Linked DNA regions of Homo sapiens: regions 1, 2 and 4 are each linked to region 3. Evidence: chromatin contacts called from ENCODE Hi-C or POLR2A ChIA-PET data. All regions are on one chromosome and are shown on one strand. Each heading gives the region's core, a stretch centred on a gene start or an enhancer-like site at or near the end of the contact. The rest is flanking DNA. Distances are from core to core; before and after follow the strand shown. Region 1 overlaps LOC124902766 (endogenous retrovirus group K member 7 Env polyprotein-like). Region 2 holds the start of TREH (trehalase). Region 3 has its middle 13 kb from the start of CXCR5. Region 4 overlaps TREH (trehalase).

Evidence for each region. A loop is a pair of places that touch in the nucleus more often than their neighbours do. ChIA-PET counts read pairs that join two places held with the same protein, here RNA polymerase II (POLR2A). Pooled maps may share reads with other maps.
Region 1: a pooled map shows a loop between it and region 3 (1.9-fold over the local background). The contact joins two enhancer-like sites. A Hi-C loop is called at or near these places in 1 of 168 maps with a recorded cell type or tissue (adrenal gland) and 2 of 50 pooled maps. POLR2A ChIA-PET finds 5 or more read pairs at or near these places in 5 of 52 experiments (BJ, CD4-positive, alpha-beta T cell, CD4-positive, alpha-beta memory T cell and 2 more).
Region 2: a pooled map of adrenal gland shows a loop between it and region 3 (2.1-fold over the local background). The contact joins the promoter of TREH here to the enhancer-like site in region 3. A Hi-C loop is called at or near these places in 8 of 168 maps with a recorded cell type or tissue (CD4-positive, alpha-beta T cell, CD8-positive, alpha-beta T cell, OCI-LY7 and 3 more), 26 of 37 single-sample maps with no recorded cell type and 17 of 50 pooled maps. POLR2A ChIA-PET finds 5 or more read pairs at or near these places in 17 of 52 experiments (CD4-positive, alpha-beta T cell, CD4-positive, alpha-beta memory T cell, CD8-positive, alpha-beta T cell and 12 more).
Region 4: a loop to region 3 is called in a pooled map, with 3 times the contacts of the local background. The contact joins two enhancer-like sites. A Hi-C loop is called at or near these places in 5 of 50 pooled maps. POLR2A ChIA-PET finds 5 or more read pairs at or near these places in 4 of 52 experiments (OCI-LY7, Panc1, WTC11 and 1 more).

The regions. Positions count from the first base shown.
Region 1 is chr11:118,714,582-118,717,377 of GRCh38, reverse strand. All of the region lies in intron 2 of LOC124902766 (endogenous retrovirus group K member 7 Env polyprotein-like), which reads left to right. Among named protein-coding and RNA genes, the nearest start is that of TREH, 36 kb to the right of the region's middle. RefSeq lists enhancers at 1-168, 169-976, 977-1,782. Within about 2 kb of position 1,468, at least 6 of the 41 ENCODE cell types and tissues checked have a DNase peak (open chromatin) inside an H3K27ac peak, as active enhancers do.
Region 2 is chr11:118,678,297-118,680,996 of GRCh38, reverse strand. TREH (trehalase) reads left to right here and starts at 1,347. Exons shown (of 15, transcript NM_007180.3): 1 at 1,347-1,458. The coding sequence starts at 1,370. RefSeq lists enhancers at 796-1,455, 1,456-2,117.
Region 3 is chr11:118,869,516-118,872,356 of GRCh38, reverse strand. No RefSeq gene overlaps it. Among named protein-coding and RNA genes, the nearest start is that of CXCR5, 13 kb to the left of the region's middle. RefSeq lists an enhancer at 1,637-1,716 and silencers at 2,147-2,236, 2,247-2,296. Within about 2 kb of position 1,541, at least 33 of the 41 ENCODE cell types and tissues checked have a DNase peak (open chromatin) inside an H3K27ac peak, as active enhancers do; they include CD4-positive, alpha-beta T cell, CD8-positive, alpha-beta T cell, OCI-LY7 and 3 more, where a contact is called at or near this core.
Region 4 is chr11:118,657,979-118,660,825 of GRCh38, reverse strand. It overlaps TREH (trehalase), which reads left to right. Exons shown (of 15, transcript NM_007180.3): 10 at 93-287; 11 at 862-1,079; 12 at 1,345-1,456; 13 at 1,809-1,921; 14 at 2,093-2,146; 15 at 2,385-2,847. The coding sequence ends at 2,537. PHLDB1 (pleckstrin homology like domain family B member 1) reads right to left here. Exons shown (of 23, transcript NM_001144758.3): 23 at 2,798-2,847. Among named protein-coding and RNA genes, the nearest start is that of MIR6716, 15 kb to the right of the region's middle. RefSeq lists enhancers at 1,295-1,844, 1,892-2,186, 1,845-2,394. Within about 2 kb of position 1,250, at least 11 of the 41 ENCODE cell types and tissues checked have a DNase peak (open chromatin) inside an H3K27ac peak, as active enhancers do.

The DNA.
Region 1 (2,796 bases), core at 219-2,718, 150 kb after region 3:
GGCTGGTTGCTGCCTTAACTGATGACAATCCACCACAAAAGAAGTGAAAATGGCCCGTTCCTGCCTTAACTGATGACATTGTCTTGTGAAATTCCTTCTCCTGGCTCATCCTGGCTCAAAAGCTCCCCCACTGAGCACCTTGTGACCCCCACTCCTGCCTGCCAGAGAACAACCCCCTTTGACTGTAATTTTCCTTTATCTACCCAAATCTTATAAAATGGCCCCACCCCTATCTCTCTTCACTGACTCTCTTTTTGGACTCAGCCTGCCTGCACCCAAGTGATTAAAAGCTTTATTGCTCACACAAAGCCTGTTTGGTGGTCTCTTTACACGGACGTGCATGAAAGTGGCCGGGCACAGTGGCTCAGGCCTGTAATCCCAGCACTTTGGGAGGCCGAGGCAGCTGGATCACAAAGTCAGGAGTTTGAGACTAGCCTGACCAACATGGTGAAACCCTGTCTCTACTAAAAATACAAAAATTAGCCGAGTGTGGTGGCATGCACCTGTAATCCCAGCTACTCAGGAAGCTGAGGCAGGAGAATCGCTTGAACCTGGGAGGCGGAGGTTGCAGTGAGCCAAGATCACGCTATTGCACTCCAGCCTGGGTGACAGAGAGAGACGCCATCTCAAAAAATAAAAATAAAAAGTAAAGGGGAAAAAGCAGGCAGGAGGGGAAAGGGAACATTAAAAAAAAAAAAAAGAGGGAGGATATGGTCACTTTGTTTTGCGGCTTTGTTTAAGCTCACTGAATCCACATGTTGCACAGGAAAAAAAGGGAGTAGAAGGCCGGGCACGGTGGCTCACGCCTGTAATCCCAGCACTTTGGGAGGCCGAGGTGGGAGGATCACCTGAGGTCAGGAGTTTGAGACCAGCCTGGCCAACAAGGCGAAACCCCATCTCTAATAAAAATACAAAAATTAGCCAGGCGTGGTGATGCACGCCTGTAATCCCAGCTACTGGGGAGGCTGAGGCAGGAGAATCGCTTGAACCCGGGAGGCAGAAGTTGCAGTGAGCCAAGATCACACCACTGCACTCCAGCCTGGGTGACAGAACAAGACTCCGTCTCAAAAAAAGAAAAAAAAAAAAGGGGGTGGGGGCGGGGGGTAAAAGGAACAGTCAATTCTGTATTCATCTCACATGGTAAATTGGCACTTTACATAAGACAAAATAAACAGAGTACAGGAAACAGTCAAATATGCATTTATCTTGGAGTGGGTGGGGACGATGATTTCTAGTCTCCTCTTGTCCCTTACCTACCCTCATCCCCCGCCTGCAAAGATAAGCTGTTAATTTACATTGTCAGGGTGAAGGAGGCCACCTGTGGCCTTCCATCTGCAGCTATCAGTTTAGAAACAAAAGGAAAGGCACTTGTTCCCGCCCCCTCCCGTGACTCAGCTTCCACACTTAACTTTTCCTTTTTGGCATAGTGAATTTGGGCTCCCAAGATTTTATTCTTCCTTTCACACTTTCTGGCTTATCAAGTTGCTCATTTACTTCTCAAGGTCAGCTAGGTGCCTGGAATTTCCCTTGAAGGAAGGAACTCAAGGTTTTTGTTTTATTTCCATGCTGGGGTGGTCGGGGGAGCAGCCACAGGCCTCTAAGGAGGAATCCTGCTCTGTCTCAATCACAGGGTCTCTGCTAAGAGAATGCAGCCTTCTAACATGCTGCTAGACACAGGCAGGATGAAACACTCCAGTCTGGTGGAACAAAACCTAAATCAAGCTTGTCCAACCCACAGCCCACAGAGTGCATGTGTCCCGAGACAGCCTTGAATGCGGCCCAATGCAAATTCTCAAACTTTCTTAAAACATCATGAGATTTTTTTGTGATTTTTTTTTTTTTTTTAGCTCATCAGCTATCGTTAGTGTATTTTATGTGCAGCCCAAGGCAATTCTTCTTCCAGAGCAGCCCAGGGAAGCCAAAAGATGGGGCAACCCTGAAAATCAAGTCACTGCAGTGTGGTTTCACAACCTTTTACACAGGCCTCAGAGCTAAGCTAGTGCAGGGATCCAGGGCCTGTGGCCTGAGACAGGCCAGGCCCCTTTGGGAAGGACCCTGCAATGTGCCACAGGTAACCTGTGACTCTTCCCCACGCCCTCACCCTCCCACCCCATATGCACAGAGGGATCTGCAGCCATTCCCCAGGGTAACGGGGGCAGTCACTGTGTGCAGGGGCAGATGTGGGTTTGGGGGCTGTAAATAAAAAATAAAATTCTAAGGCCCCCCTAATCATCTGAATGGACCCCTCCTCTTGGCCAAAGACATTCCAAAGTTAACCTGAAAAACTAGTTCAGGCCATGATAGAAAAGGAGGTTGGACATGCCTCATTATCCCTCCAGCATCAACATCAACACAAACCTTACCTCTGATAAGAAACATTTACAATCTATTCTCTCTGAAGCCTGCTACATGGAGGCTTCATTTACATGATAAAACCTTGATCTCCACATCCACTTATCATAACCCAGACATTCCTTTTTTACTGATAACTGTTTTTTTTTTTTTTTTTTTTTTTTTTTTTGGAGACAGAGTTTTGCTGTTGTTGCCCAGGCTGGAGTGCAATGGTGTGATCTCGGCTCACCACAACCTCTGCCTCCTGGGTTCAAGCGATTCTTCTGCCTCAGCCTCCTGAGTAGCTGGGATTACAGGCATGTGTCACCATGCCCGGCTAATTTTGTATTTTTAGTAGAGACAGGGTTTCTCCATGTTGGTCAGGCTGGTCTTGGACTCCTGACCTCAGGTGATCCGCCCACTTCAGCTGTATTCTGACCACCCTGGGCACATGTCATCAGGGCC
Region 2 (2,700 bases), core at 98-2,597, 190 kb after region 3:
TGCAGTGGCATGATCTCGGCTCACTACAACCTCTGTCTCCCGAGTTCAAGCGATTCTCCCACCTCAGCCTCCTGAGGAGCTGGGATTACAGGTACCCGCCATCATGCCCAGCTAATTTTTGTATTTTTGTAGAGACGGGGTTTCACCATGTTGGCCAGGCTGGTCTTGAACTCCTGACCTCAGGTGATCCACCCGCCTCGGCCTCCCAAAGTGGTGGGATTACAGGCATGAGCCACTGCACCCAGCCTGAATCTGCTTCTTAAGCTCACAAACTTCTCTGCTGGTTCCACTTTGGGGAATTACAAGGAATTACATTCCTTGGCTTGGCAAAGACCATTTCCAGACTGGTGCCAACATGTTCCTCCAGTCTATCTCAAAACCCTTCCCTGCATGAACACCAAGTTCTCTGCAGCTAGGCTGAGGGGTTTGCTCTTCTCTTCACATGCTCTGCATACATTGTAGTGGTCTCCAGCCCATTTCCCTTGGCAAACTCCTATGCGGTCATCAAGACTCATTAGGACTGGCGCAGTGGCTCACGCCTGTAATCCCAGCACTTTGGGAGGCCAAGGCGAGCAGATCATGAGGTCAAGAGATTGAGACCATCCTGGCCAACACAGTGAAACCCCGTCTCTACTAAAAATACAAAAATTAGCTGGGCGTGGTGGCGGGCACCTGTAGTCCCAGCTATTCAGGATGCTGAGGCAGGAGAATTGCTTGAACCCGGGAGGCGGAGGTGGCAGTGAGCTGAGATCACGCCACTGCACTCCAGCCTAGCGACAGAGTGAGACTCAGTCTCAAAAAAAAAAAAAAAAAGACTCATTACAAATGACACACTATTGTGGGTCTCCCTTAGTCCTCCCCAGACAGAATGGTTCTACTGTCCTGTGCTTCCGCTGTATCTCTTGCAGATAACAGTGAGAGGCCCTGAATTTCACACCACACCAGGGACAGGATCTTGAGCCATTCCATTTGAAATGTTAAGGGAAATGGTAACTCTCTGAGGTTGGTGGTCTTGGGGCCACCCAAGGAACCTGGCATCCAGGTTACAGGTGTGTGGCCTCGACTGTGTCCCTGGCCTTTGGGTGCCCACTCCCCACCCCCACCACCATGCTCTGAGGGAAGGGCCTGAGCCATTGGCACCAGCTGAGACTGTGAAATAGAAGAGGCAAAGTAGAAGCAAGGGAGGTGGCCACTGTGCCCTGAGAGCAGGAGGGGCAAGCGGGCCACACACAGACCAAGCACACGTCCCCTCAGGTGGCCACGCCTCAAAGGCTGGACTTTGGCCGACTTGGACAGGCAGGTGAGCCAGGCTGTGCCCAGCAAGCCGAAGGTGCCTGGGCTTGCTCATTCAGTCACAGTCACAGCCACCATGCCAGGGAGGACCTGGGAGCTGTGCCTGCTACTGCTGCTGGGGCTGGGACTGGGGTCCCAGGAGGCCCTACCCCCACCCTGTGAGAGGTAGGGGTGTGGGGAAGGCAGCAGGGGAGGATGGCAATAAGAGGGAGGCTGGGATGAGATCTCAAGCTCTGGGGTCGGTACTTCAGAGGGAAAGGAAGAGATTATAAAGGAAGGAAAGAGTAGGGAAGAGAAGAAAATGAGAATTCCTATGTAGCAGGCTCTGTGCTGGGCACTGCACCTGCAGTCCGTTTTTTTTGTTGTTGTTGTTAGAGTCTTGCTCGGTCGTCCAGATGGAGTACAGTGGCACCATCTCCACTCACTGCAGCCTAGACCTCCCGGGTTCGAGAGATTCTCGTGCCTCAGCCTCCTGAGTAGCTGGAATCACAGGCATGCACCACCACGCCCAGCCTGTCATTGATTTTTACCAAAATTTTCCACCGTTGGAAGGGACATTAGGCTTGGCGACTGTGCTGGGAATACAAGCGTGAGCCACCGCCCCCTGTCGGGACCTGCAGTCCTGATACCAGACGCAGCTGCCAGAGCCTGGCCTGAGGTCCAAGAGCCTGCTGGCCAGAGCCCGCCCTCCCTTCCTCTCCTCCTCCAAGCTGCCCCTTGAACTGTGCAGGCCTCTTCTCAGGATTGTTCTAGCAAACTTTCTGCTCCAGCTTCCTAGTCTGGGTGTGAGAGGCAGCCTAAGGGCCTGAAGACAGCACTTGGGCTTGAGCCCTGACCCTCATATTCTCTCTGTGACCCAGGGCAGGTCAAGGCTCTTTCCTGAGCCTGAGTTTCCATCACCAGGGACAGAGATGAGTGACCCTGTCCTGTCTCCTGGACTCAGGCGATGTCCACCCTTCGTTCCACATGGATTTATGGAGCTGTGGCCACATCAGCCACTTTACCAGCTCCTGCAAGAACAATAATAATAGAAGAAAAACAGCTGGGCACGGTGGCTCATGCCTGTAATCCCAGCACTTTGGGAGGCCAAGGTGGGAGCTATCATCTGAGGTCAGGAGTTCGAGACCAGCCTGGCCAACATGGTGAAACCCCATCTCTATGAAAAATACAAAATTAGCCGGGCATGGTGGCGCACGCCTGTAATCCCAGCTACTCGGGAGGCTGAGGCAGGAGAGTCGCTTGAACTTGGGATGTGGAGGTTGCAGTGAGCCAAGATCATGCCATTGCACTCCAGTCGGGGCAACAAGAGCAAAACTCTATCTCAAATAATAATAATAATAATAATAGAAGCAAAACAGTAACAGAAGCACAGTTTGAAGTAGAGAGAAGTTAGGGCCCGCTGGTGTG
Region 3 (2,841 bases), core at 292-2,791:
GAAATCCCGCCAACGGCTCTTGTGAACAGAGAAGCAAGTGCCAACCCTGGTGCCACAGTTTATGTCCTCTGTAACCTGGCCCCAATTCCCCGCTTTTGTTTCCCAGATATAAATATTTATAGAATGTCAGCCGGGCGCGGTGGCTCATGCTTGTAATCCCAGCACTTTGGGAGGCCGAGGTGGGCGGATCACGAGGTCAAGAGATCGAGACCAGCCTGGCCAACATGGTGAAACCCCCGTCTCTACTAAAAATACAATAATTAGCCAGGCATGGTGGTGCATGCCTGTAGTCCCAGCTACTCAGGAGGCTGAGGCAGGAGAATTGCTTGAACCCAGGAGGCAGAGATTGCAGTGAGCCGAGATCGCGCCACTGCACTCCAGCCTGGGTGACAGAGCGAGACTCCGTCTCAAAAAAAAAAAAAAAAAATTTTATAGATTGTCTACTGTTTTTTCCCAAATTTATTTCTTGGTTCCCCCATTGGGGGTGCACTGTCCTCCAGCCAGTTGAACCCCAGTAGCGTTCCCTCTTTTTGGTGCCCTCCACCCCCTCTGCTTAAAGATTTCTCCAGTTCCTGGGAATTCGGGCGCGGCCCTTTCCCATAATATTCCTCTGGATTGACCGAAAAGCCTAAATTACTCCTCAAGGGCCCATTCTCAGGTGCCCCTTTTCTCGTACAAAGAGACTCCTGCTAAATTCAAGGTTAAACCGTTGCGCCCCGGCCACCCACAACGCAAAGGTGAGATCGGGCACCCTTAACCTGTATTTTTTGAACCCTGGCAGCCCCAACGCTGATAAGTGATACTCTAATTTCCGCACTAAGCCCATATCACAGCCTTTGGGTGACAAAGCCATTTATGATTCTTCCTTCCTCCCCTTTCCTCAAGAGCTTTGCACCCCACAGGAGTACAATAACTGTGTTTGACAGACTGGCTGAATGAATGAAGAGGGAGTGAGGTTGGAGCCAGTGGAGGGTGGGGTGGGAAATCTGGGGTGGGTCTGAGTTTGGCTCTCCTGGGTGTTTTTCTGTGGCCTGCCTGTGGTGCTCATTCTCATCAGGAGAAGCAGAGGAGCTTTGGATCTCAGCTTGGATATCAGTAGCTGTGTGACAGTGGCCAGTCTCTCTTCTTCGCCCTGTGTAAATGGCACAACCCATCTCAAAGGTTATTGTGAGGATCAATGCGTGATCAATACACGAAAACACTCAGTGCCTATTAGGTGCTCAGTAAAGTTTGTTGATGAATTACACAAGTGACAGTAATTTTTTAGTCTCTTTTTTGAGGTTGGGGTGGGGGTGGGGTGGCCATCTACCCTACTCTTCCTTTCAGTACTGACATCTGTGACCTTGTCAGGTCTTTCCTACTAGATTATAACCCTGCACAGTGCCAGGAACGCAGGGCAGCGCGAGCAGTCAACAGAGGTTTGGTGAATGGATGGATGAGCACATGTGTGATATGTAAATCAGTAGTCTCTGGAGTGTAACATCCTACTTCCGATTAAGCAAGGTGCTCTGGAAACTACAGGAGCATAAGTGGCTGCTGTTGCTGTTGTTCTGCCTCTGGACAAGAGGAATTCATGTCTTCTGGGTGGTGATCCAGCTCCACGATCCTCCAGGGTCCCCTGCTGGCTACTGTGGGGGTGCTGCTGGGAGAGAGGCTCAGCTTGTCGGTGAGGGCAGTCGCTCTTTGCTGCAGGCTGACCCAGAAAACAAACTGGTGCTTCTTGCCCCTCCCAGGCCTGTGGTGGGGAGGAGAAAGCCGCAGGGCACTGAGCCCTATGAACCAGTCCAGTGTCCAGAAAAGGGACGATGGCCAGGCTTCAGGGCTGTGGAACTCGCTGTTCTGGAGGCTGAACCCGGGTCAGCTGCAGAGGGGACTCCTTGGGCTGGGCAGTGGGGAAAGAGAGCAGCCAGGGAAGTGCCCAGGGACAGGAAAGAAGGGGCCCCAAGCTGGCCTCAGCAGCTTTCTGTGCACGCAGTTTCTTCTCTGAGGTAAGCAGTTTGAGCTCATCATAGAGAAGGTCTCAGAAATGAACAGTGCCACAAAAGTCTTGTGAAAGGCTTGTCTGTCATCTGAGGCTAGTGCACAGTGACGCGGTGTGTGGGGTGTGCCCTTGAGAGAAACCGGCTGTGCTGCTGCCCAGCAGCCACTGAGCTGGAGGAATTTGCCGTCAGAAGACCCTAGGGAGGCCGCAGTCTCTCTCCGGCCTGTTTCTCTCCAGGCAAACTAAACCTGTGGGTAACTTGCTTCCAGAGGGCTGTTCCACTCTTTCCTCTCCAAGCTGGAGGTCTCTGGTGGGGGTTTCCTACAGCCCTGCTAAAGGCAGAGAGAAGCGGCGAGGGTGTTCTCTTTGCCCCGTCCACGTACAAAACAGGCCAAGGCTTTGGGCTGTGTGACCTGGAGCCATGTCTCAGAGGGCGCTGGGAGCTCTCCAGGCCTTTCTCCAGCCCCCACATTTGTGTTTAGCTGGAGGCAACCTGAGCCTGCGCGGGAAAGTAAACAGTTTCGTTGTTTGGGAAGCTTTTATTAATAGTTACAGATTACACTTTCTTTAAAGGCTTTAAAGAAAACAAGGTGTAATCTGTAACCAATTTTTTTTTTTTTTGAGACAGAGTCTCACTCTGTTGCCCAAGCTGGAGTGCAGTGGCGCCATCCCGGTTCAAGCAATTCTTTTGCGTCGGCCTCGCAGGTAGCTGGGATTACAGGTGCCCGCCACCATGCCTGGCTAATTTTTTTGTATTTTTAGTAGATACAGGGTTTCACCATGTTGGTCAGGCTGGTCTCAAACTCCTGACATCAAGTGATCCACCCGACTCGGCCTCCCAAAGTGCTGGGATTACAGGC
Region 4 (2,847 bases), core at 1-2,500, 210 kb after region 3:
GCTGCACACCTGCTGTGTCAGGCTCTGGTCTCCTGTCAATGGCTGCCTATCCTGCAGCCGGGACTGGCTGGTTCCCTGCTCTGTCCTCACAGGAGACCGGGAGGCTCTGTGGGCTGAGCTCAAGGCTGGGGCTGAGTCTGGCTGGGACTTCTCTTCACGCTGGCTCATTGGAGGCCCAAACCCCAACTCGCTTAGCGGCATCCGAACAAGCAAACTGGTGCCTGTTGACCTGAATGCCTTCCTATGCCAAGCAGAGGAGCTGATGAGCAACTTCTATTCCAGGCTGGGTGAGCACCCCAGTAGGGAAGGGAAAGCAGGGAGCTTGGTTTCCTGCTCAGGCTTGGCAATAGAACTGGAAGTAGGACCCTTGTGTGACAGGCCTTCAGCAACTTAGCCTGTCGAGCCCCGCCCTAGTGGAAGCCTGCACTCACATTTGCGTACCAGACAAGAGAACAAACGGAGCCAACCCTAATCCTCTCTTCCTCCCTTTCTTACTGTGAGGGTCTCTAGGGTCTGTGAGGGGAACCCTAGTCCACGCATCCAAAATCCTTCCACTCCCTCTCCCTCAGACAGCTGCCCTTGACCCCCTAAGAGCTAGGGGAATCCACCCAGCCAGTACCCTTGGGAGGATAGACCCTGGAGACCCTGGGGACAGATCAGCTCCAGTGGTTCCCTGGGAGCAGTGCGGGGCCATAGGCCAGAAATGTGGTGGGCTCCAGATCGGCACATCCCCTTGGTCATCAGGGTGTCTCAGCCTTTGCAGAGAAACACAAAGCGGGGAGGCTAAAGTAGAACCACGAAAAAAGCCTGGGGCAGCAGGCAGGGCACTGGCTGCTGGCTCTAAAGGCAGCACTGCCCCAGGGAACGACTCCCAGGCCACGAAGTACAGAATCCTGCGGTCGCAGCGCTTGGCCGCCCTGAACACAGTCCTGTGGGATGAGCAGACCGGAGCCTGGTTCGATTACGACCTTGAGAAGAAGAAGAAAAACCGGGAGTTTTACCCATCCAACCTCACTCCACTCTGGGCCGGGTGTTTCTCTGACCCTGGCGTGGCGGACAAGGCTCTGAAATACCTGGAGGTGAGGGCACAGCAGGTGGCTCGGGTCCACTGCAGGCAGCACCGCCCCCTCCCGACCCTGAACAGGACCTGCAGGGGAGGGCGCTTCCTCCGGCTATGCCCCTTGTCCCAGCCTGCGGGTCCCACCAGAGCCACCGGGGGGCAGCTGTGAGCCGAGAAAAGAAGAGCCAGGAAGGGGACGTCTGGCTTCCCGCGGGGTCCAGCGTCCTGTCCTGGCTCCCAGTCCAGCCCCACCCACAGTCATGGGAATGTCTGGGACCTTCTAGGACAACCGGATCCTGACTTACCAGTATGGGATCCCGACCTCTCTCCAGAAGACAGGCCAGCAGTGGGATTTCCCCAATGCCTGGGCCCCCCTGCAGGACCTGGTCATCAGAGGTAGGGAGGCAGGGCTGACACAGCCAAGGACCCTTCCCAGGGTGTAGAGGTGGGCCTCCCTGGTGCTGGGGAGGCATGAACAAAAGACACAAGAGGCCCCGTATCCTTTCTCTCGCTCCTCTGCTCTCCTGGCCTCCACTTGACACTTATGTCCACCCAGCCTGTCCAGTGCAATCAGTCCTGTTCGCCCTTCAAACCAGGGCCGTCGATTAAGGGCAGTTTGGCCTGTGGTCTCAGGAAGGAAGTCTTAGGGCCCAGGCCTCTTTCCCTCCTTGGGGAGAGTAGGGTGCAGCCACTGCTCTGTCTGGGATGGGAGACCTGGAGGTTGAGTCCTGCCTGCAATGGGGTCTAGGCCTGGCCAAGGCACCTTTACGTCGGGCCCAGGAAGTGGCTTTCCAGCTGGCTCAGAATTGGATCCGAACCAATTTTGATGTCTACTCGCAGAAGTCAGCCATGTATGAGAAGGTGAGCTGGCCCAAGCCCTCCCTGCACCCCCAGGCTGTCCCAGTGGCCACTCCTGAGCACTGCAGGGGCTGCTGGGCAGGCAGAGCAGCTTCTCCCCAGGGGCTCTGGTTGTTTGTTGTTCCTGGAGCTGGGGGGCAGTACCTGACATACAGCCCACCCGCTTGTCCCCAGTATGACGTCAGCAACGGTGGACAGCCCGGTGGGGGAGGAGAATATGAAGTTCAGGTGAGCAGGCCAGGGGTGGGCTGGCCAACACCAGGGAACTCCTGAACTCTGCTGCTCATGACCCCCGCCCCAGGCCTCAGTGTGCTCACCTGCATGTGGGCCCGGGGGAGGAGCTGACTGGTGCTTCCTGTACCGCTGGGGTTAGGCAGGGCCAGTGCCCCTGGGGAGAGAGCCCACAGCCCCCACCAAGGGTATGAGGCTTCCCCAGAAACTGGCCCCACTGCCCTGCCTCTCCCAGGAGGGATTTGGCTGGACGAATGGCGTGGTCCTGATGCTGCTGGACCGCTATGGTGACCGGCTGACCTCAGGGGCCAAGCTGGCTTTCCTGGAGCCCCACTGCCTGGCGGCCACCCTTCTGCCCAGCCTCCTGCTCAGCCTCCTGCCATGGTGACAGCCCTCCTCTCCTCACCTGGCCCCAGCTCCTGCCCCATTAAACCTCTGCACCAGTTCCTGCCTTCCCCTGCCTCTTCATGCCCTCCTACCTCCCAGCCTGTCCTCAGAGCGAAGTGGAGGGCAGGGTCACGACCTGGAGGTCATGGGTAGGGGCCTAGCTCCCTCCTGGAACCTTGAATAGGGTGGAAATCCTGCTCTGGAGGGAAGACCTATCCCCAAGTGCCTCAGCGCCAAGCCCCACACCGGCCTTCCACTCACTTCCGTAGTCCAAAGGCTTTATTGTTCTGCTGAAATGCTTACAAATACTG